Regions from separate parts of the Homo sapiens genome. Here regions 1 and 3 are each linked to region 2. The links are chromatin loops, found by intact Hi-C in ENCODE. Cell type or tissue: mammary epithelial cell. All regions are shown on one strand.

Region 1 (8,000 bases), 880 kb after region 2:
AATGTACAAGAACTGCCTTTTACATAAGCAAAGTACGGCCTTCCCCATGAAACCATTTCAAAATGACTTGAAATACACGCATAATGAAAAGCACTTTTTCTTTTCCTTGTAATGTTGGGGTGTTCACTGGAATCAACCATCCCAGTTTGCTCTGGATGGAGGGGTTCTTCAGAAGCAGGACATTCTAAATTAAAAACAGAGACATCTGGGGTAAACTGGGACTAGCGGCCTCTATACCTGCATGTCTTACATGCAAGCCAGCAGAATGGAAGAGTTATTTTGTTAAGTTTTAAAATAGCAGAATCTCCACGATCCAGCCCCTCCTTGTAACTAAGGCACAGCATCCCTTACAGATAATTGAGTGGCCCAAGAGCCTCACCACCTTCCCAGGAAGCACACCCTACCTTTAAGCAGCCCCAGCTCTTTACTTTCAGCTAAGTATAAGGAACAGCAATGTCTTCCTACAACTTCCTCCCATTGGTCCTTGCTGTAAGACACAATGAATGAAGCTCTAAGTAGCTCAAAGTACAGTTATCTGAAACTAATTGTGTGAGATGTTGAGAATCATATTAAATAAAAGAGAAGGCCAAGCGCGGTGGCTCACGCCTGTAATCCCAGCATTTCGGGAGGTCGAGGCAGGCGGATCACGTGAGGTTAGGAGCTTCAGACCAGCCCGGCCAACGTGGTGACACCCTGTCTCTACTAAAAATATAAAAAAATTAGCTGGGCGTGATGGTGTCCACATGTAGTCCCAGCTACGGGGGAGGCTGAGGCAGGAGAATTGCTTGAGCCTGGGAGGCGGAGGTTGCAGCGAGCCAAGATTGCGCCACTGCACTCCAGCCTGGGTGACAGAGCAAGACTCTGTATCAGAAAAAAAAAATAAAATAAAAAAATAAATAAATGGGAAACTCTGGATGCAGTAACCTTGAGAAACACTGAGTTAAACAAAAATAAACAGATCTTTTTACTGACCAAGTTTTTAAGAGCATTGTGGATCTCCAAGAGGGGGATATGGCACGGAGCATTTGTAACTTAAGTGTCCATGGAACCTGCTTTTTCTGGGATCACATTCTTTGGCCCATGCTCCTTAGAACACATTTTAGAAAAACCTAGATCGACTCATATATTAGTTTCAATTCTGGGTTCACAGTACATTTCCTATTCTGAGTAGTTTATCGGGTGTTATAAATGATCCATTGTTTGGGGCGGATATTCCTTAATCTATGAAAGCCACATCTACAGACAGCTTGTGAACGTAAATGCTTCCGCCCCTGCATGCCCCCCCCTCCTCTTCCTGCCAGTCCCTGGGGGAGCGATGAACAGTGATAAGTTTGCCCTCTCTCTTTTCTACTTAGTTTTTCTAATTCCATATCCTACATCACAATGTGAAGAAAAGGCCATTAATAATAAACATGAAATTGGTATAGTAAAAGCTGCTTGTATGGAAGGGACAGAGAAGATTATAATGCAGGATGAAAATGGGTACACATGTAACCGCCCGAGGGGTTCTTCCTGCCCACTGCATAAAGAGAGACCAGGGCACTGCCGTAGAGAAAGAGTTTAATAGACACGAGGCTGGCCACACCACGTGGGAGATGTTCATACACAAATCGTCTCATTCAAAGCTCATAGGTCAGCGGTTTCCAAAGGCAGTTTGGGGGAAGGGATGGGAGGGCAGGTAACAGGTGCTTGCTGCTGATTGATTGGGGTGGAGATGAAATTATAGGGGTTTGAAGCTGTCTTCAAGCAGATGAGTTACTTCTGGGTGAGGCTACAGGAGAGAGGTTGGCACTAAGGTGGAGGCATTGGGTTTAGGTGGAACCATGGGTGTCAGACACGCATGCAAAAAACTGGGAAAGATATCTCCAAAGGCCGATCTACAATAGTGGTGTTATCTGCAGGAATAACTGGGGAAGTTGCATGTCTTATAACCTTGGCAATAGTGGCTGACAATCGTTTATGTCTGCGCCTTAGCTGGACTCAGGCTGTTCTTGTCCCCCCAGCCTGATGGCTTCCCATTAGCTTTACAAAAGTGGTTGAGTTTGGGGCAAGTCCTATTATCATTTAAACTATAGCCTGAATGTGTTCCAAAGGTAGCTTTGCCCAATAGCCCAGGAGTAATTAAGGAAAAGATAAGATGGGGAGTGAGTTAGCTTGGCTTACTATTAATATTATAATTCTCGGCCGGGCGTGGTGGCTCACACCTGTAATCCCAACACTTTGGGAGGCTGAGGTGGGCAGATCAGGAGGTCAGGAGATCGAGACCATCCTGGCTAACACGGTGAAACTCCATCTCTACTAAAAAATAAAAAAGCACAAAAAATTAGCCCAGCGTTCTGACGCGCACCTGTAATCCCAGCTACTTGGGAGGATGAGGCAAGAGAATTGCTTGAACCTGGGAGGCAGAGGTTGCAGTGAGACGACATCATGCCCCTACACTCCAGCCTGGACGACAGAGTGAGACTCAGTCTCAAAAAAAAAAAAAAAAATTACAATTCTCTCACTGATATAATCTTTGCAAAGGCAGTTTTACATAGAGGGGAAATATAGCTTATTTCATCATAATTCAACCAATAATATTTAGTACCTCCTATGTGCTCAACACTAGGGCTGGCTATTTAGTTGTTCAATAAGCCCGTAAGCCCCATAATAAGCTCTCTGAACAGAACATTATACTTATGTTTTATTTCTGATTGTATTTCATAGTTATTTCTGATTGTATTTCATAGTGTTATTGCATGATTGTATTTCATAGTTAAAGGGTATTACAGGAGGGGGTGGTGGCTCATGCCTGTAACCCCAGCACTTTTGGAGGCTGAGGCCAGTGGATCACTTGAGCCCAGGAGTTTCGAGACAACTCAGGAGCCTGGGCAACATGGTAAAACCCCAACTCTACTAAAAAAAAATATATATATATACAAAAAAATTAGCCGGGCATGGTGGTGCACACCTGTAATCCCAGCTACTTGGGAGACTGAGGCAGGAAAATCGCTGGAACCAAGGAGGCAGAGGTTGCAGTGAGCCAAGACCACACCACTGCACTCCAGCGTGGGCAACGGAGCGAGACTTGGTCTCAAAAAAAGTGGGGGGGTGGTCTTGCATATATTTACCACAAATTGAACAGTAGCTAAGTGAAAAACAAATACAGAAGTCCTCCTTATCCTCAGTTTCACTTTCCACAGTTTCAGTTACCCATGCTCAACCAAGGTCTGAAAATATCAAGTGGAAAATTCCAGAAATACATAATTCATAAATGTTAACTCGCATGCTGTTTCTGAGCGGCACGATGAAATCCTGAGCAGTCTCACTCGAATCATTTCTTTGTCCAGTGTTTCTGTTGCGCTGTGTCCATTATCCACCGGTTAATTGCTGAGCAGTCATCTCGCCCACCAGATTCGCTGCGTGGAATCTCAGTGCTTAGGTTCAAGTCACCCTTATTTTACCTAATAATGGTCCAAAAGCGCAAGAGCAGTGATGCTGACAGTTCTGATTTGCCAAAGAGAAGATGTAAAGTGATTCCTTTAAGTGAAAAGGTGGAAGTTCTCAACTTGAAAAGGAAAGAAAAAATATTGTATGCTGAGGTTACTGGGATCGACAATAAAAATGAATCTTCTATCCGTGAAATTGGGAAGAAGGAAAAAAAAGTGTGCTTGTTTTGCTGTCACATATCACCTTTATCATAGGTCTGTATATTTAGGAAAAGCATAGGATATATAGGGTTTATTACTATCCTCAGTTTCAGACATCCATCGTGAGTCTTGGAACATTTTGCCTTAGGATAAGTGGAGGGCTGCTGTAACTTAAGTGTATGTTTATGTAATTTTTTATTTATTTATTTTTTTTGAGACAGAGTCTCCCTGTGCCGCCCAGGCTGGAGTGCAGTGGCGCGATCTTGGCTCACTGCAAGCTCCGCCTCCCGGGTTCACACCATTCTCCTGCCTCAGCCTCCCGAGTAGCTGGGACTACAGGCGCCCGCCACCACGCCCGGCTAATTGTGTTGTATTTTTTAGTAGAGACAGGGTTTCACCATGTTAGCCAGGATGGTCTCGATCTCCCGACCTCGTCATCCGCCCGCCTCGGCCTCCCAAAGTGCTGGGATTACAGGCTTGAGCCACCGCGCCTGGCCTATGTAATGTATTTTTAATAATGGCTGTATGTAAAGCCAGTTCACAGAATTTCTGAAAGTTTAACAACCATCCATTGCAAGCTGGCAGCAGCCACTCCAAAGAACAATCCCTTAACTCTTTTTCCTTCTTCAAGAGGTCTTACTTTAACCCTCCCAGAACACGGTGATATTGACAATGTCTTCATGGTTTCACCATAATAAGTTGTGGTGGAAACAGTCAAACCAAGGTCCATCGGATTCTGCAACCATGCTATGCCCACCTCAGTACATTACCTACCCAAAAGCAGTAACTTTGTGAGATCTGTCCTGAGACTGCAAAGCCAATGAGTCTCTGGGCAAATGGTGCTAATTACACGTTATGACCACCAGGTGGAGAGCATGCCTGGCTTCTCCAAGAGAAAACTGGAGATGGGAAAGACTTTGAACAACTGTTTGGGTCCTCTTGTTTGACAGAGAACTTTTCCTAGCATTTTAGAATATTTGTGTACTTCATTAGGGAGGTAAATTCCCGTTTTCCCTCTAATTTTTCATACTATAATAATAGTAGTAACTGCAGCTGTGCATTAAGAACCATGCCTTGAAGTGCATCAATTCATTTATTCCACACATGAATTTCCATGAAGTATAAATAAGCACTCCTTACTTCTCCAGATGGGGAAATTCATTCACTCCTCAATCCATTTGTTTATTTCATAAACATTCATTAAGCACGTGCCATGATCCTGCCCATAGTATGAACAGGATCAAGATTCAATCTTAACAAATTCAGTTCCAAAGCTCACCCTCCTTTAAATATCACAAATACTTGATTTATTATTGCTTTATTAAATAAGGCCCCCAAATTTTAAGAAGCTTTCTGGAATTTATCTGAATTACCATCAAAGCTGTATAATGGTAGACAAGTTACTTTGCTTGTTCAATCCAGTTTTTTTCACCTGCAAAGTTCCTTAAGTTCACCTTAACCTCTTACTTTGAAGGATTTTGGTTAGCTAAGCAATGATTAAGTGAAGCTCATGGTATCAGCACTTGCCAGTCGGCATATTTGATGCGGCTGAAATCCCCGTGGATTTTTGTAACTATTGCCGATATTATACTACACAAAAATCTTAAAAGGGAGGGAGGAATACTAAGTGAGGCTAGAAAAAATAATCCTACATTATAATGAAGACACAGGACACATGGACAGTGTATCATAAAGATTCACCCTGAGTAACACAAAAGACCCTGAGTGGCCAAGGCAATCTTGAGTAAAAGGAACAAGGCTGGAGCCATCACACTTCCTGATTTCAAATTACATGACAGGGCTGTCGTGGTCAGTGGTACACCAAACATGCACACAAGTAAGGCAGAGTGCAGAGCCCAGAAATAAATGCATGCATTGATTAAACTAATTTTTGATGAAGGCATCAGGAATACACAATGGAGACAAGATGGTCTCTTCAAATAGTGGAGAGACTAGATATTAATGTGCAGAAGAACAGGGCAGGACCTGTTCCTCTGCACAGGGCAGGACCACGTTCCTCACACCATGCAAGGAAATCAATTTGGGGTGGATTAAATCAACTTGGGGTATACCCAAAACTACAGAACTCCTAGAAGAAAACATAGGGAAAAGATCCTTGGCATTGTATCTTGCCAATGACTTTTTGGGTATGAGACCAAAAGGACAGGCAGCAAAAGCACAAATAAACAAGTAGGGCTACATCAAACTAAAAAGCTTCTCCACAGCAAAGGAAAGAATCAACGGAGTAGAAAGGCAAACTACAAAATGGGAGAAAATATTTGCAAACTATATACCTGATAAGGGTTAATGTTCAATATAGACAAGGAACTGATACAACTGAAGAGCTAAAAAATGAGTGACCTTATTGGAAGATGTCCAAAGGATCTGGGTGGACATTTCTCCAGGGAGGAAATACAGGTAGCCAACACATATATAGGAAGTGGTTCTCAGCATCACTGGTCATGAAGGAAATGCAACTCAGAGCCACAGTGAAATATCACCTCACACCTCTTAGGATGACTATTACTTAAAAAACACACACAAAAAACAAAAGATGGCAAGTGTTGGCAAGAATATGGAGAAAAGCGATCCCTTGCACACAGTTGGTGAGAATGTAAATTGGTACAGCCATTATTGAAAACAGAATGGAGTTTCCTCTAAAAAATTAAAAATAGACATACCTTATGGTTCACGAATCCAACTTTTGAGTATATACCCAAAGAATTGAAAACAGGATCTTGAAGAGCTCTCAGCACTCTGTTCATGGCAGCATTATTCACAGTAGCCAAGATATGGAAACAGCATAAGGGTCCATAGACAGATGAATGGATCAAAAAATTGTGGTATATACACACAATGGAGTATTTTTCAGCCTTAAGGGGAAGGAAATTTTTCCATTTATGACAATACTGATGGACTTGGAGGGCATTATGTTGGGCCAAAACAAGTCAGACGCAGAAAAATGATGCTGTAGAATCTCACTTACTTGTGGAACCTAACACAGTCAAACTCATAGAAGCAAAGAGTAGAATGGTGGCTGCCAGGAGCAAGGAGGAGGGAGACATAGGAAGGTGATGCTTAAAGGGGACAAAGTTTCAGTTATGGTGCACAAATAAATTCTGGAGACCCACTCTACCACATAGTGCCTACAGCTGATGACACTGTACTGTGTACTTAAAGTTTGCTAAGAGGATAGATATTATGCTAAGTGTTCTTACCAAAAAAAGAAAATAAAATAAAGTAACAATAACAAAAAGGGCAGGAGTCAACTTTGGTAAGTGACAGATATGTTTATGGCCTTGACGGTGGTGTTGATTTCATGGATATGTACTTATCCCCAAATTCAATCTTAATGTGTACAGTAAATATGTAAAGCTCTTCTATGTCAGTGATACCTTAATGAGGTGGTTTAAAAAAGATTCACCACAGTTAAGGCAAAGTTTTTGCGCCATTGTACAAGACCCCATGTGATCTGGGCACTCTCCCACCTCTGCCATCACCTATCTGGGCTTACCTCCTCCTCGTGCTCATCCCACCTGCTATAATTCAAGTGTCCCTTCCAAATCTCATGTTGAAACTTTGTCCCCAATATAGCAGTATTGACAGGTGAGGCATAAAGGGGTAATTGGATCATGAGTGCTCTGCCCTCATGGATGAATTAGTCCATTAATGGATTAATGGGTTAATGGGTTAATAGATGAATGGATTGTCATGGAAGGGGAACTGGTGGCTTTATAAGAAAAGACACCTGAGCCAGCATACTCAGTCGCCTTACCATCTGATCCCCTGCACTGCCTCAGGACTCTGCAGTAAGTCCCCTTCAGCAAGAAGGCTCTCACCAGATGCATCCCCTAAACCTTGGTTTTCTTAGCCTCCACAACTGAAAGAAATAAATTCCTTTTGCATATAAATCATCACCTAGTTTCCATTATTCTGTCTTAAGCAACAAAAAAAAACAGACTAACACAGAAAATTGGTGTCAAGAAGTGGAGTGTTGCTGATAATGAATACCTGAAAATGTGGAAAGCAGCTTTGGAACTGAGTAATGGGCAAAAGTAGAAGAATTTGTAGGAGCAGGATAGAAAATGTTTAAATTCTGGCGAAAGCTTAGAAGACAAGAAGGCTAAGTAAAGTTTGGAACTTCTTAGTGATTAGATAGGTGGTTGTGACAAGAATGCTGATAGAAATATAGACAGTAAAGGCCATTCTGATGAGGTTTGAGGTAGAACTGAGGAGCAAGATATTGAAAACTGGAATAAAGACCATTCTTGTTATAAATTGGCAAAGAACTTGAATGAATTGTCTCTATGCCTGAGGGTTTTGAGGAAGGCCAAACTTGAGAGTGATAAACTAGGATATCTAGCAGAAGAA
Region 2 (8,000 bases):
ACTTTTTTTTTTCTGAAGAGTGTGAGGTTCCCAGTATCCTTGAATAAGGCCTAAAAGAGCAAATCATTAAGACCGACTCATCAAAAGATCAGCCAGCTTTGGTCCCAAAATCTAAAATCAAAGAGAGTGCCACAATTTTCCATCGCCCTGAAGGTATTCCAGCACTCAGCAGGGGCCAGTAATTTGAACAAGGGGACCACTTCAAGCCTGCAATACTGCAATTTTTCTAACACTGATGTGTGTAATTTTGGCCACAGTTTAACACAGGATAACAAATAAAAGCAATATTCTATTTGTCTATAGTTGTTTACATAACACCATAGACTATAAGCTTTTTTATGAAATTGTATTTACTGTGCATACTTTACCTAAATTAACTAAGCATTCCTCCTCTGCAATATCATCTGCACAGGGCTAAATTCTCCATTAGAAGTCTTAGGCACACTGCCCAGAGCTTATGGTACCTTGAGGGCTTCCCAAAAATGATTTAATTTCTTCTAAAAATCAGAAAAAGATAAACTTTTAGATTAAAGAAGATATTTAAATAAAGAAGAAAATATACTCACCTTTATACTAATGTAATCATAAGATATAATTTTAACTTGGCAAGGCAGGGAGCAGGATTCATAAAGGAAAACATCATAAAAGTCATAACTGGACCTCATAACCACATATGCCAAGATGTGTCAAATTTGGTGTCATAAAGTAGATAATCTTAAAAATCCTGTTTTCAGAAAAGAATCACTCAATTTGTCATAGATGGATGGATTGTTGTTACATACACAGAGACAAAATTGGGCGTTGGGACGGGATGGTTGGGGAGGCATGAGATGGGTGAGCTGAGTTGGAAGGAACAACAATCCTCCATGTTTTATGGCTGTGACCCTCATTTCCCCTCTCACTAGCGGACTGCTCTAGCTAATTAGCAAATCAAAAGAAATAGAAACAATTCTAGACCTCAGCACAATCAAATTAGTGGAGTTATTCGAGGATATCATTTTCACACAGTGCAATCATGCTCTCTTTGTTTTGGTCAAACGAGTGAAAATTATCTTTCAAACCCAACGCCCTTCCCTCTACCCAACTGGCTCTGTGGATAGTGGCATTTCCTATCTGCTCTCATAAGTTTTACAGATGATCTTTTTCTATTAAGACAGGAATGTGCAATGCACAATTAAACAATACCCAACAAGCTTCCCTTTTAAAAATACATTTGACTTTTAAGGTGATTCAGCAGTAAGAGCCATTAGTACCTCATCTAAATCAGGACTTGGAAAGTTTATTAAAATTGGATTTTTAACCTGATCCCAATTTCCTTTGTGGATAAAGAGTCCCACTGGAGTCTTTAATATTCATGCTATTAACCTGAAAGATTCAAACAGCCATGATGGGAAGAAAGGCTATACAGGGCTGCCCACTAGACTGGGGGTTACAAATAAAACCCCATTGAGTCTGAGCAGGTAGACTACTGTGGATTCTGGACATCTTCAAAAGAAGCAACTTCTCTCTTTTTCTCTCTCTCCCCTTTTCCTGACCTCCCGTCTCCTATTACATATTTTGTGGGAAAGAGAAAAACCAGAAAAATAGCAAACATAAGCATATTACTTAATTACATAGAGCACTAGACTAGGAGTCTAGTTTTTACTGGAAGGGTAGCTTCCTCCTCTAGTGCTCTAATGAAATCCCTCAATTATAAAATAGGGAAGTCTGGGCTAATAATCTCTAATATTGGTTGAGAAGATGCACTTTGGAGTCAGGTGAGAACTCTTTGAATATCAGCCCTACCACTTATTAGTATGTCACCTTGAACGAGTCACTAAACTCTCCTAAACCTCCGTTTCCCCATTTGTAAAATGAACAAAAGGTGCAGCTCCTATGATTCATTTTGCATAGTACCTGGCACTATAAGCCTTAGATACACTTTAGCTGGTATTATTACTGATTATTGCCCAAACTCATAGGTCAGTTGCTTTTGTTTCTATTTCATGCCTTTTCACTCCTTGAGCCTTTATCTTCTTTAGAACAGTTTACAACTGTGTTAACTCATGTCTGTGCGTGTCTGTAAAGGTAGGCTAGGAGTGTTTGCCTTGTTTTTCCTTGAGATAAGATTTTATGCTCTCTTAGGGCAATGGAGATATCTTATTTTTTCATCTCTCTCTTAGTAACTGGCATAGTGTTGTACACATACTAGGTGCTCAATAAAGACTTCGAGATCTTAAAATATTAGCAGTACAGAGATCTTCCACTAAAACCCTCTCATTTTTCAGTTGTTGGAACTGATAAAAAGAGTCTTGGGCCACACAACTGACTGACAGACACTTTTGCAGTCAACTACTACTGTGTCTCCTAACAGCCTCTATTCTCATGCCCACGGCTTTGAAAGGGAAACATGTTTGACTTAAACCCTGACTCCTTGAGGGAAGTTCCATTTACAAAGTTTTTTTTTTTTTTTTTTAAGAGCATAGTATGTTTCAGATACCATGCAGGATTGTAGGATTCTGGGATTCAGATACCATGGAGGATTCATCATTAAATCACGATACCCAAGCTCAAGGCGTTTATAATCTATTAGAGAAGACAGATCCCTAAATAGATGTTTCAATAATGTGATTGTGTTGTCATAGGAGAGCTAAGCTCTGGCACTACATGAGCTTCTGGATAAGAAACCTAACTCATGACCAGAAGACTTCAGGGAGAGCTATTTAGGAGCAGTGGCAAATGCCTGGACATACACATAAAACTAAGTAAGAACAAAATAGCCAGTTGGTGTTTTTATTTATCTGAATGTAAGAACATAGATTATCGATCAATGAACAATTGCTCAGATTTAAAAAGAAATGAGGAAAACTAAAATGTTAGTCCTCAAATTCCTGTCACTTCCCACATGTGCCCTGCAGTCATTTCCTGCAAATGGAAACTTCCAACAAAATCTCTGGGCTGGAGACCTGGGGTTCCAGTTTCTTTCAAGGTCTTGTGGTAGGGAACTAAGTGGGTGAGTAACCTGCCTTTGGCTTCCAGGGTGCAAACAGAATCATTGCTAACCCCCTTTGTGTCTCACAATGGGTAATGAAATTCATACTATGGCACCAAAGCACTTTGAGCTCTTTAGAAAAAGTAATCATACCAACTTAGAGCATTAAAACCACCCCGTATTTTGAAGGACTCATGATCTGCACTGTGCTTGGCTGCTGGTGGAAGCTTAAAGACACCAGTAATTGGCAGAACTTTATCTTAGACTTCCATTTGACCCTCACAACCTCACACATGATTTTACACAGCTTCCTATAATGGGGGAGAAAAGCCCTTCTTTTAAATCTAATGTTAGTTTAAATGCTAAGGCTTTCAAAGTGGGCCTTTAAAGTCACTTTTTAGAATTTGTATTTTTTTTTAACCTAAAATAGACATGCCAACATTATTCTGACTAAAAGAAGTAGACAAGGTCATTCAACTCCTAAAAGCTTATTTTCCAAAAGCACAGTTAGGTCTCAGCTTTCAGGGTGCTTCTGGCTGTATCAAAAAGACAGAATATACTGGTCACTGTGTTGTTTTCTGAAAGTGCCGAGGGTAATCTGTGTATGAGTTAAAGGGCCAATTTCCTATAGGAACCTTCTCTTAGATGGGATTTTTTTTTAATTAAACAATGTTGGTGAAATATATTTAAACGTAAATCACAAATTCGAAGTCTTCCAAATATTTATTTACTAATGTGGAAGACATGGAAACTACAGTAATCTCATTTAAAGGAAGTTACTTTGATGTGCATTTGCTTTTGGCGGGGTATGATTGCTGACCTGCCTTTGAGGGCAACTTCCTTTGGCTCAGGTAAGCAGGCAAACCCGTTTCTCCAAGGCGATTCCAACCCCACGCCCCTCAAAACCTTAAATCTTAAATTGAGTTATTGGGTGCAGGTCCTTTCTCCCACAGAACCTCCCAGCTTCCGGAATAGAGGAGCGGGGCAGAAATATCCTGCTTTTTATTTCAGAGCTGACGTTTGCAATCCTAGTGCACTAGCGGAAAAAAAAAAAAAAAAAAAAAAAAAAAAAAGCTGAATTTTCCGCGCTCTCCTGGCAAATTGGCGTCCGCTCTCCGACGCTAAACCAAAGGAAAAGGAGTGTTCAATGGCGACAGGGCGCTCTTTGAAGCCGGCTCCTCACGCGGATTCTGGCCCAGGCCGCCGCTCCGGTCCCAGTCCGGCTGCAGAGCGAATTGGAGAGGATGGCACCTCCTGCTTCCCGGGGGGCGGAAGGAGCGCCAGCGCCTAAGGTGGGTCACCTGCCAGGAAGGGAATACGCATGGTGCAGACTCACGTGGGAGGAGCACAGGTCCCGGGTACAAGTGCCGAGCTGGCGACTTAGAGAAGAGGTAGACTCGGGCTCAGACCAAGCAGGCGTAAGGGAGTAGACGGGACGTCCCGTGTTTGCAGTGACGGCGGAGTCACCCATCCCAGCAGCCTCACCTTCTTGGAGCGCTGGTCCCTCCCCTTGGACTGAAACCCCAGGGGCCACCGCACCGGGTGGGCGGGACCGACTACTACCCGACCAGCCGCTGGAGCTGCGTGCCAGGCGGGGCTGTGCGGAGCAGCTGAGCGCAGAGCGGAGCACCAGGCACCTAGCGGGCCGGACTCTGGGCGGCACCCGAGCGGGCCGGGCAGCAGTGGGCGCTCGCGATCCTCCTCTGCCCAACGCGCTCTCCCTCCGGGCCCGGCCTCCTCCGTCCCCTCCTTTTGCTCCCGCTCCTCCTCCCGCTCCTCCCCCTCCTCGGGATTGAGCACCAAAACGCCCGCCTGCAAGGTCCTCTGCGCCCTGGCAGCCAGGAGTCGCCGCCACGACAGCCGGGTCTCAGTGGGTGCCTGCGCCTTCTCCCCGCCCGCCTGCCCCGGGCCATCCAGAAACTTGCTCTACCCGCCGCGGGTGCTCGGCAGTGCTGCCCATGGCCCAGCCTAGGAGCCTATTTAGGGCGCCGGACGGGCTGGACAGAGGCGCGGCTCAGGTGAGTGCGGCGCGCGCGGGGTGGGAGAGTGGCAGGACGCAGGTGTAGAGGGCTCCGAGGTGCCTTTGTCTGGCGTTCTGGACTTCGGGCAAGTGCAGAACCTAAGAAGAATCGAGGCTGGAGCAGGTGGAGTGGATGCAGAGGGAACCAGGAAGCAAAGGCTGGGGATTTTCCCATCCTCCTCACCTCCTGCCCTAGCACCTCTGCTCTGGAAGTCCCGAGGGACCGGTTGATCTGTAAGGACAGGGACCCAGATTTCTGACTCTTACTGGGTTGGATGTTTTCCCCCCCTGCAGAGTCGTGAGGTTCGCTCCTGCCGGCCGCTTCGCGACCGCAGCTTCACCATAGGACCCTGTAGGGCAGCGAGAGCGCAGCACTCAACGGATCCTGGGTACCACCTGGGGCCAGAAACTGGGGCGAGGACACAGCCCGCAAAAGTAACTCGGCTGAGGGAGCCTTTGGGGGTGGAGAAGCCTTGGTCGGGTTTGCCTTTGCATTTGGTTGGAGATAGGCATCTCCCAAAGAGAGAGATTGAGGTGACAGCCCTGACAATAAACCTCTCATCCCTAATGCCAATTACATGAGGGTCTTGATTTTTTTCTTGTTACTTTTTACTGATTTTTTTCCCCCTTCGTGGTTTTCTATTTCCGGGCCCTTGGGTAGTGGCAGCGGATGGAGGTGAGGGATGGCGGGGTGCGAACCCGCGGTTGGAACGCCTAGACCCCAGCTCCCAGGAAGGGTCTTATTCGCGGAGCTTGACCTCTCCAGGTGCGCTCTACCAGCCAGGGGGCGGACGGCGCGCTGCTCCTCCTTCTAGCCCCAGCCTGTCCCAGGAAGCGGAGGACAGACCCAGAACGTAGGCGGATGATGGGAAGAAGAAGCTGGAGCCAAAGCCGGGTGCCGGCGCGGGATGGGGTGTGCTGGGCTCTGCAGTTATAGGTCTATAACTCTGCAGTTATAGGCGCTATAGGTCTTCCATCTCTTTCCCTCCCCTGGGAGCCAGCGATTCCTCGCACACTCAGGGCGCTCTCTTGGGCCAAGGGTTGCATCCTCCCTCTTCCTCCTCCTTTGCAGATCCAGTGGTACCCTTGCCTCGCCTTGCGCGAGTCTCGCTCCTCCCTTTCCCACAATGTTATCATGAGCTATTTTTATCTACAACTTGTGCCAAGATGCTTTTGGGGGGATTCTAGGGAGGCCACTCCAAATCCACTGTCTTTGCGCTGCGCTCCGAGAAACAGTCTCCTGTTAGCATGGAGCAGCCTCAAGGAGTGGCGGGGAGGGTGGCCGAGAACGGAAGGAGCCAGTCCGCCCTCTTCTCCTCCCTCAGCCCTAGCCCCGGAGGGAAACCCCGCCACCACCAGCTCGGCTGCGCCTCCCGCCAGTAGCCCCGGAAGAGGGTCCCCAGACGAGTCCCCACGCTCCCGCTTTCAGGCGCTGGGTGCTTGGACACTGCTGAGGCAGCAGCCTGGCACAGGCAGGATCCTTCATTCCCACCCGTGCGTTCTCGCTTTGCAGGCAAATCTCATTTTATTTTGTTGAAATGCTTCCACCCAAGGGTTAATTCCAGGAATTCCATCTTTAAAAAAAAAAGAAAAAAAAAGGAGGGAGAAATAACCCAACTTCTGCCTCCCTGCATTTCTAAAGCAAAGCGCATCCTTTGACGTTCGGATTTTTTTCTTGCTTTCTGCATTCCTGGTAATATTGGGTAACACTGGGTGCAATTAGAATAAGCCTTACCTACTGAAATTCCAGGAGACGCGCGCTCCGCTGCAAATCCCTGCCTTACCCTTCCCGTTGTACATCCAGCGCTTAGATTTTCCCCCACAGGATTGCAGAAATAACATATTGAAATGGACCATTGTGTTACATAAGGTTTTCTCCAGCGCTAAGCAGAGAAAGAACAGCTTCTAAAAGAGTCTTTCCAGGTTTTGGTTAGCCCATCTAACTCTTTCAGCTGAGTTTGACAGGGATGGACAACTTCATGACTAAGCACTCTTAAGTGGAAGCAGTTAATTACAACAGCAGCATAGATGAAGATTCCTTAGTGAGGCTTATTAAGCTGTGCTTCTAGACTGTGGATCCTCTGTGATGCCACAGGGTATACAATGCTCTGTAGTTTTAAGATAGGAGATTTTTGTTCTGAGAAGCTGGTGAGAAATTGGCATCTTGAGATGGCATCGGAAAAAGCAAAGGGTTCTTTACTTTCCTGTGGTTATGTCTAGAATGAAGCCTCAAGCCCCCCCCCTGGGTCCCCCTAAAAGTTGGAGCATGTACTTTTCTTATTAAAATAAGAAATTATTTTACTGGAAAAATCTTGTGAGGGTTGGGGGGGGGGCCTCTGAAGGGAAAAGCCACATGGAAGCTTCTCTTGCCTTGAATTGAAACTCGATGGTGACTAGGAAGGGGCTAGAAAGATGGCCTGGGTGGTGTAAATTGCTTCACTCATGCACACTGCCTTTCTGAGAACATAGCAGCTACCCACAATGGCATATCCCCACCGTGGTTGCTAAATCATGTCTGTCTATGGGGGCTAAAGTTTGGAGGAAGGCACAGTAAGATGTATCTGGTGTCCTGATGAAATTGAGCCTGTAGGCTGGGTCAGTGCTCAGGCACCAGGTTTCCGGGCCTGCATCTAAGCCTGGGTCCCTGTGTTAGAGACAGTTGTTGCAGGAGAGTGGTAACTTTTTAGCAGCTTCCAGGGAAATGCAGTAACTTTCCAGCTAGTGCTGGAAAATATCAGGGCTATTCCCAGTTTTTTTCCCCTCAACCTGGCTACTTGACCTGGTGCTTTCAATTGAGGCTGCTCTTTTCTTATGGCAGAAGGCAGGAGAGTGCTAGCTGGATTTAAAGCCAACTTCTTGCCCCATGACCTTGGGCAACAATTTCTCCCTCCCTGACCCTAAATTTCTTCCTCTGCAAAACAGTGATGAAAAGATTATTATAAGAAAGTGAGAAAATGTATATGAAATGCATCTTGCCGATTGGAGAACACTTGTGCAATTGTAAAGGGT
Region 3 (8,000 bases), 1.2 Mb before region 2:
ACTGAAAAAGACATTTTTCAAAGGGATTTTACAAAATACCACAAATGCATGTTTCTGAAATTAAAAAATATTTTGTATAGTGTGCCACATGACCCCATCCCTGGGTATACACCTGAGGAATTCAGTGGAATCTTCAAAAAAAGAGCATGTCAGTGTATTCCAGTTCCATAGAGGTACACTGAGTCTTGAAAAACTTAGGCAAACTGATTATTGGTGACAAGGCTGATATGGCAGCAATAGCACTGAAAATTAGCTTTCCTGATAACTTGGGCATTCTTCTTTGCTAGAGCAGTTTTCTGCTCTTCCCTTTACTCTTTCTTATTTATTTCACTTTATTTATTTTTAGTTAGTTGCACATGGGACTTTGTCACCTCAAAGAGATGTGAACAGAGTTTTAGACGGTGACATCATTGTAGAGCTCAGATGTGTTCATTGCTATAAGCAGAAAGCTTCTGGCAGGCTGCAGTTTAATGAGGCAATCTCAAAGCCGCTTAGACCATTGTTTGCCTTTTGCCTTTGTTTGCAAATTCAGCACAAATTCATGAAATCCGCCAGAAAATGACAAGACTCTAGCAAAATTACTCATAACTCAAGGGACTGGGTGAAACCAAACTGTCATTGCCGCTTTCTCTGGCAGTTTGAGACAGCCAACGAGACAGGCACCTGCATGGTGTTTACAAGGTCAGGATAACAGCAACTTGGTGTGGACACCATACTCAGCAATTGTACCTTTGAGACCCAGGATCCTGGATTCCACAGAAGTTATTGAAAAATCTCTGCTGCCCAGAAAATTACCTCTAAAAGTCACTTTCTGAAAATTGCCCTGGAAAATAGGGTCTCAATGAAAGTGAAGATTAGCGCTAAGTTTCCAAATTAAAAAAAAAAAAAAAGCTAGCCTATTTTTTCTTAGACATATAGCAAATTACAACAGGAAGGGAGGAAGGGAGGAAAGAAGGAAGGAAGGAAGGAAGGAAGGAAGGAAGGAAGGAAAGAAGGGTATTAAGTAGTTAAAAAGAGAACAGAACTCTATAAGGGGGCCTCTAAGACCTCACATGATTTGGTCCCCTCCTTCCACTTCAACCTCATCTTGTTCTGCTCCACCTGCTTCCACTGTGCCCCAAGCACACTGAACTCTACCATTCCCTTCAGCAATAAACATCTCAACATTTCAGAGCTTTGCAGTTTCACTTCCTTAATCTAGAAATCTTCTTCCAGCAATGCCAGGAAGGATACCTTCTCATCCTTTTTATCAATTCTCCGTAAAGGACTTTATTGATGACTTCATCTAAAATATTCCACTCTCAACCCAATCTCAGTATTTGGTGTGTTTCCTTCATAACTCTAGTTATAGCCTATAATTAAGCTGTTTCCTTAAAAGTAGTAACTAATAAATACTGGCATTTACTATTTATATATGCCTGATACTATTTAATGTAATGAAACTTAGTTATCACAGCAACTTTAAGACATAGAGACTATTGCTATCCCCTTTTAGCATATGGCAGAAAATTGAGGCATAAAGAGGTTAAGTAACTTGTCCACAGTCACATGGTTAGGAAGTGGTGGGCCCAGAACTCAAACCCCAGCCCTCTTGCTAGGTACCTTGCTGTCCTGTCTCTCCTGCTTTGTGTCCTGTCTCCCTACCCAAGAAGGGATGTTCCCAAGGACAGAAACCTCTCCTGATTTCACTATTGCATCTCTAGCACGTGGAACAGTGTGCGGCACATACTCTGTGCTCATATATTTGTTGAAAAATTGAATTGAAGAAAAAGGGAACATTTCAGAAGAAGAAACATGAGGGGTTAGGTCTGCAAACACACACACATGAAAAGACAAAAACAAACAAACAAAAACCTACAAAAGACTCATATAACAGATACGAGGGATAAAACCTTTCTTCTATATTCCTGGTTGTAATTCTGGGCTTTGTGCTTACCTGACTCATGCTTTATTTTTCTCAGTGTTATAAATATTGTAGTTCATGGCAAACACCTAGCAGGATACAGCAGAACTTCAGTATATGGCAGTAACTGTGATGAAGAAGGAGAGGAAGAGGGAAGAATGACAAAAAAAAAAATACAGAGAGAAATACAAAGCTGGTTCATTTTTGGGAGACTATACATGCATAAAAGTCTTGTTTTTTTAAACTATGAACTGCTATATAAACCTTACCTAGACTTTCCCTTAACTCTTGGGTAGTGTGGTTTATTAGAAGAAGATGCCTTTTAAAGTCAAATATTCTTAAACTTTTATCTTTGCATCTTAACCAGTGGTGTGCTGGCGTATGTTTAACAACCAGGCAGGCACAGGGACTTCTTTGCAGCAATTGCTCATTGACATGCTGTAAATAATTCTACTGTGGCTGACTTCAAGCTGCCAACATGACATTACTGAATGAAGAGTTGCCTCCTATAAGCCAGTGTGAGCTCATTCCAGTGCAACCCTGTACCTTCCACAGCGTGACCTTGCAGAAATAATCTCTCTGAGACTCGGTTTCATGGTCCATAAAAGGGATCTGCCAATAAGTGTCTTCTAGGGCTGGACCTGTTGGGCAGATTAAATGTGAAAATTCACAGAAATGCCAAGCACAGTGCCTGCCACACAGCTGTGCCCCATAAGCATTGCTTCCTTATTTTTAAAGATAATTAAGTTTAAACATCCAAAAAATTTCTTCAAGTTTGTGTTGGTGGGGGAGAGGTTGGGAGAGAAACTAGGTCTCTTAGGCAAAACAATATTAATCTTACTTTTCCACTTTCTTTTATATTCTCTCTCTTACAATGATTTTATCTAAACATTTTTTTTCTTGGTTCTCATTTTGTCTGACTTAAGCTAGATGGTCAATCTCCAAAAGAACAAAATAAATGAGAAGTAATAACTGTGGCCTTGCTGTCATGTTTACTTTCTAAATGGAATGAATCTTTCAGAACATTTTGCCTAATAAAATGACATAGATGGGGACCTGAAGCTGAACTCACAAGATCCTTAACATACAGATTTAAGGATTTTAATAAAAAATATTAATCTCTTGATTTATTGCAGAAGTTTTAAAACAACCAACTGAACACATATGCTTAGATATATGTACACACACATACATTATAGTCTAATGTAGATAATGTTTACTGTGAACCTGCTGTGGGGCAGACACTGTGCTCAACATGTATACATACATATATATCTATGTTAGACTACAGTTTTTCTCCATAAATTTATATGTAATTTAGAACAAGGTGACTCGAAAATAATTAGTTTTTGATTGATTTACTTATTCATTTATTTATTCATTCCCTTAAGCACTCATGCATCAAATCTTTGTAGAATACCTGCCATGTGTCAAACCCTGCTCTAGGCAAGAGCGTATACATAGATGAATTATATGGGTCCCCTGCACCGCGTGAGTTAGTTGGCTCCTGGGGAAGGCAGACGTATACAGAGATAATCACAAAGTGAAGGAGGACAAAGCACCATGATGATAATAAAAGTGGAAGACACACAAAGCTCTTCATTTTCAATTTTGTAAAGTAAGAATTACACAGAGGAAAGTGTGAAGGGAAGTGTCACCTGTTATCTATTAATGGTTATAATTATTTGATTATATTTTTACATTGAATGATAATTCAACATAGGACAGTCTCTTCGAGATCACATCGCTGAGTATCATCCCCCAAGGCTTCTTAAATTCAAGGTCTACTGGCACCTATGCGGCAATACACATTGTGGCCTGTAGATGGCAGGCGTCGCTCACTGTTTCGATGGATCTCATCCACACCTGACGGATGATGCAGCCTTAAGCTTTGGGCCAGAGTCGTCTCGCAGGTCTGCCTACCGCTGCTCCACAAGTGCAGAGCTACATATTTATTTACTTCGTTCATCTTAAAATCTTGTGATGTAACACATTTTTCATGTCAGAGATTTTTAATGTTCCTGAACATTTTGTGAGCAGAACTTAATGCTTGTGGGAAGGGCTTCAACTTGAATGACTTTTGATGTTTGGATGTAAATAAAGAATTATTTAAGAAAAAAAAAAAGTCGATATTGTAGAATAATCAAGTAAATTAAAAATAGAGGGCACTAACCCTACGTATAAATGTGCCTGCTAAGCATAGACGCTATTTGCAATACCCCACCACTTCCTTCTCCGAGATCATGGCAATGTTAGCACCTTGGCCCCAGGGCTAGAATTATTTCATCTAAGCAAGAATCTATTGGCTTCCGACTATGTGCAAGACGCTGCATTGGGTGATAAGGGGATATATAGTTGAATAAGCATAAAACCTGGCCTTATAGGACTTATAATTCGGGGGAGACAGCTAACAACAATGCAGAAATTCTAGCAAGTCGCTGTGAGAGTGGAGTTGTGGAGGATATTACACCCAATAATGGGTAGAATAATTGTGGAGAAAATGAAATTAGAGTCAGCTGTGGGGTTACCCAGAGAAACTTCACAGGCAGTTTTGAGGAGAAGGCACCTCAAATATTTTGATCAGTTTAGGCAAAACTATATTTTAAAAGCCCCCTGGAAATATAAATTGCATACCTGTTTTTCTTTTTAAATTTGTGTCCACTTCTTGTAACACATAATTACATGTGATAATAAATGGACTCTGATTTTAGATTTCACAGCCAACAAATCTATATAATCCCCAAATAAATGAGTCTATGTCCTCTGTGCAATTTACTGTGTATCTTGAAATAATTGTGTATTTATATCACATTAAAATAAACCTAATTGGCAACTTTATAATTTTAACATATGCTAATCATTTTTAAAATTGCAAAGTTCAGAAAAATTTAGACACTAATGAAAATAACCTGTAATCTCAACTTCCCAATAAAGCTATGCCTAATATTTCTGTGTTAAACAAAATCTTAATGATTACATAAGAATTCTAATAGCAAAATGTTTATATTTATAAAAATCTAGTAAAATCAGACTAAACTTATTGATGCTTAAAGCTAGTCATGAGCATAATGACATTTTCCTGCCTTGTTAAGAATTGTAAAATCAATGAAAACGATTTACATTTTAAAACTGGAAAAAAAAAACTAGTCTCCGCTTTCGCCTTTAACAGATTTGAGTTTAAACCCCAGCTAAATTGAGCTTTTTATTGCGTAGTAATTTCTCTTTCTGAGGTCCTATTTCCTGTTTTGTAAAATGGAGTTACAATGTCTATCCTTGGTTGTGAGGTTTAAGAAAAGTCATGTGCTAGACCTGGCACATGGCAGGTGCTTAGCTGATATAACTTTTCCCCAACTCTTTATGTCAAGGAAGTTCCTTTTCTCTCTCCTGTTGAGAATCCCTGAGAAGCTTTTAAACAACACCCTAGTCCAGGATTCCTTAGCTGAAGGGCTACGGACCTTTGGGTTCTGATAAATCTTCGTTATGGGAACTATAGGGTGTTTGACAGCATCTGTGTTCCCTATTCAATAGATGCCAGTGGCAACTCCCGTATCTGTGGCAACTTCCCTATTTTTGGCAACCAAAAATGTTTTCAATCATGGCCAAAATCATCTCCCCGGGGCAAAATCTCCTCTGCATGAGAACCACTGCCCTAGTTCTTAACGAATGCCCAAGAAATCGATATCGCTGGATGGGAAAGACTTCTTTCCAGTGTGCCCATGCTGTACACCACAGACTGCACAGCTGCAAGTCTGGTTGACTTGCAGGCACTGCTACCCTTTCCTGCCTTTGCAGTTATCACCTTGGTTCTGGGAAGTCCTGGACACAGCAGCTCGTGTCTTAGCATCTTTTTTTTCCCCAAACATCTTATGGAGTCTATGACACTCTGTTTTGCCGTAAGTCCATTATCTGATTTGCCTTGAGTGAATGCTTCCCTCACTGTATCACAGCCTCCCTAACTGCATGGCTGCCAGATCTGCTCAAACAGTCTTCTGCCTTGGTCTTGCTTAGTAGTCTGGTTTCCCACCGGCATATTGCCCTCATCCCCAGGTCACTTGGCTGAGGCTGGGGCATCTTTCCTAGTTTGCAGTAATCACCCAGGAACCTGGACCGAAGATCCGTATATCCTCAGTGGCTGACACAGAACACGATCCTTGAGAAAAAGGGTCATGTTTTAATATATCGTGGTGGATATCTCTACAAGACAATGGGAATGAAGTAGAATTGGAATTTAAGTTAAACCTCACTATTTATACTTGTCCTTTTATTTTCTGTCTTGATTATTTTTATCTGCCATTTTATGATTTTACAGAGTATACATGATTGTGGTTTATTTTATCTTCATTTTTGTAGCTGTTTTCATGCATCCTTGGCAGTTCTACCATGTTTTTGACTATAAGAGCTCCTGCTGCATATGAAGGCAAGAGGCTCTGCAAAACTTCTAGTGAATATTCATCTCTTCTTTGCAGTGCTATGATTATCATGCTTGGCTGGACTTTTAGCTAAAAACTGACCTCAAGACTTAACTCATTGGTACCCCAAATTATAAACATCGTCTCAGTACCCACCAATTCTATTGGGGTATCCTAGGGTTTCAAATTCACTGCAATTAGAGCCAAAATGCTTACCCCTCTATCTACTGAACTTCTAGAATGGCCTCCACTCCAGGCAAACTCTAGCCATATCAAATCCCTTTCTCTAGGTTTTTTTCTAGATTCTATCTTTATTTTTTCTCCCATGAGTTCTAGGTCAGAATGTTAGTCAAGATTTCTCAAAAATTAGAATCTTAGGCAATGGCTTGCATCACCTAGTTTATCTGAGGAAGTAATTCCAAAGAAAAGAATGGGAAAATAGGTAAAATGAAACAAGGAAGAAAGCACAGAATATCTTAAAGGTGTTATTGGGATTGTCACTGGCACAGACCTCTTGAGCTAAACCCTACTTGCAAACTTTTGAGCCATGAGTCATGTAGAATGCTCCTTGAACTTTTCCACATGAAGGACAGGAGAGGGCTGGATTTATCCACTGGCTCCAATCTCCCATTGGACAAGAATTGTCCCATAGAGTATTGACATGGTTCGGCTCTGTGTCCCCACCCAAATCTCATGTTGAATTGTGATCCGCAGTGTTGGAGGATGGGCCTGGTGGGAAGTGATTAAGTCACGTGTGCGGCCTCCCTGCTTGCTGTTCTCATGATAGAGTTCTCAGGAGATATGATTGTTTGAAAGTGTGTATCGCCTCCCTCTTCACTCTCTCCCTCCACTGCTGGTCATGTGAAGAAGTGCGTTCCTCTTCATCATCTTCCACCATGATCATAAGTTTCCTGAGGCCTCCCCTGAAGTAGAAGCCTGTATAACCCACAGAACCTGAGCCAATTAAACCTCTTTTCTTTATAAATTACCCAGTTTCAGTTATGTCTTTATAGCAGTGTGGGAATGGACTAATACAAGTATTAACTCCATCATAATTCCATATTTGGCTATATGTCAAAATGGCTTAACTCATTGTCACAAGTGACTCATGTGGCAGCATGAGATGTTTGGTGCAACAGAGGGGTCATACCATAAGATTCTACCTACTTGCAACTGATTGCACTAGCAATGGCTGGAGCAGAAATATGAGTGGAGAGCATACGAGCAGGGCACAACTATCTCATATACCTGGCAGGTCCAAATTTCTTCAGGCCATGAGGTCATGGGCCTGGGTAAGAGCCAGAGTATGTTACCAGCGCCAAAACTCTTGTATTAGTGATACTGGTTGCTAGATTGCTGGGTAACTATAGAGTTGTGGCTTCATCTGATAAGCAGTAACTCAAGAAAATGTATTATCCAGATAAAGTCAAAATTATTGAAGAAAGACGAAGTCTCAAGATGACCTCAAATGTGCCTATTTTTGTTCAAGATTCAGGTTATAATAAGCCCATGTTCCCACATTAGTTTTGCAATCTTTTGTGTTTTATTTAATCTCAGTTCATGTTGAACTGGAAGGTGAAAGGGCCTTCTTCCAGTTAAAAATAGTAAACTCCTATATGGTGGGTGGTAACATTATCAAAAGAGAAAGGTTAAATCATTTTGCTACCATTATCTTCACCTTCTGTCAT

Evidence for each region. Peaks named below come from ENCODE experiments on the same cell type or tissue, not always from the same donor. Only the 100,000 strongest peaks of a DNase experiment are listed, where the experiment ranks them.
Region 1: a loop joins it to region 2, with 4 times the contacts of the local background. A loop is called at or near these places in 20 of 110 quality-filtered maps.
Region 3: a loop joins it to region 2, with 8 times the contacts of the local background. A loop is called at or near these places in 8 of 110 quality-filtered maps.

What each region holds. Positions count from the first base shown.
Region 1 is chr4:10,546,338-10,554,337 of GRCh38, reverse strand. The region is part of intron 8 of CLNK (cytokine dependent hematopoietic cell linker); the gene reads left to right. Among named protein-coding and RNA genes, the nearest start is that of ZNF518B, 93 kb to the right of the region's middle. In mammary epithelial cell, a CTCF peak has its summit at 4,491 (motif pointing right); no DNase peak of the experiment used is centred here.
Region 2 is chr4:11,425,688-11,433,687 of GRCh38, reverse strand. It overlaps HS3ST1 (heparan sulfate-glucosamine 3-sulfotransferase 1), which reads left to right and starts at 4,794. Exons shown (of 2, transcript NM_005114.4): 1 at 4,794-4,989. RefSeq lists a silencer at 4,649-4,828 and an enhancer at 4,919-5,138. In mammary epithelial cell, CTCF peaks have their summits at 4,650 and 5,686; a DNase peak (open chromatin) is centred at 4,677; H3K4me3 peaks cover 4,072 bases; H3K27ac peaks cover 4,417 bases.
Region 3 is chr4:12,628,983-12,636,982 of GRCh38, reverse strand. No RefSeq gene overlaps it. Among named protein-coding and RNA genes, the nearest start is that of LINC02270, 410 kb to the right of the region's middle. RefSeq lists an enhancer at 3,620-3,679. In mammary epithelial cell, a CTCF peak has its summit at 3,724 (motif pointing right); a DNase peak (open chromatin) is centred at 3,752.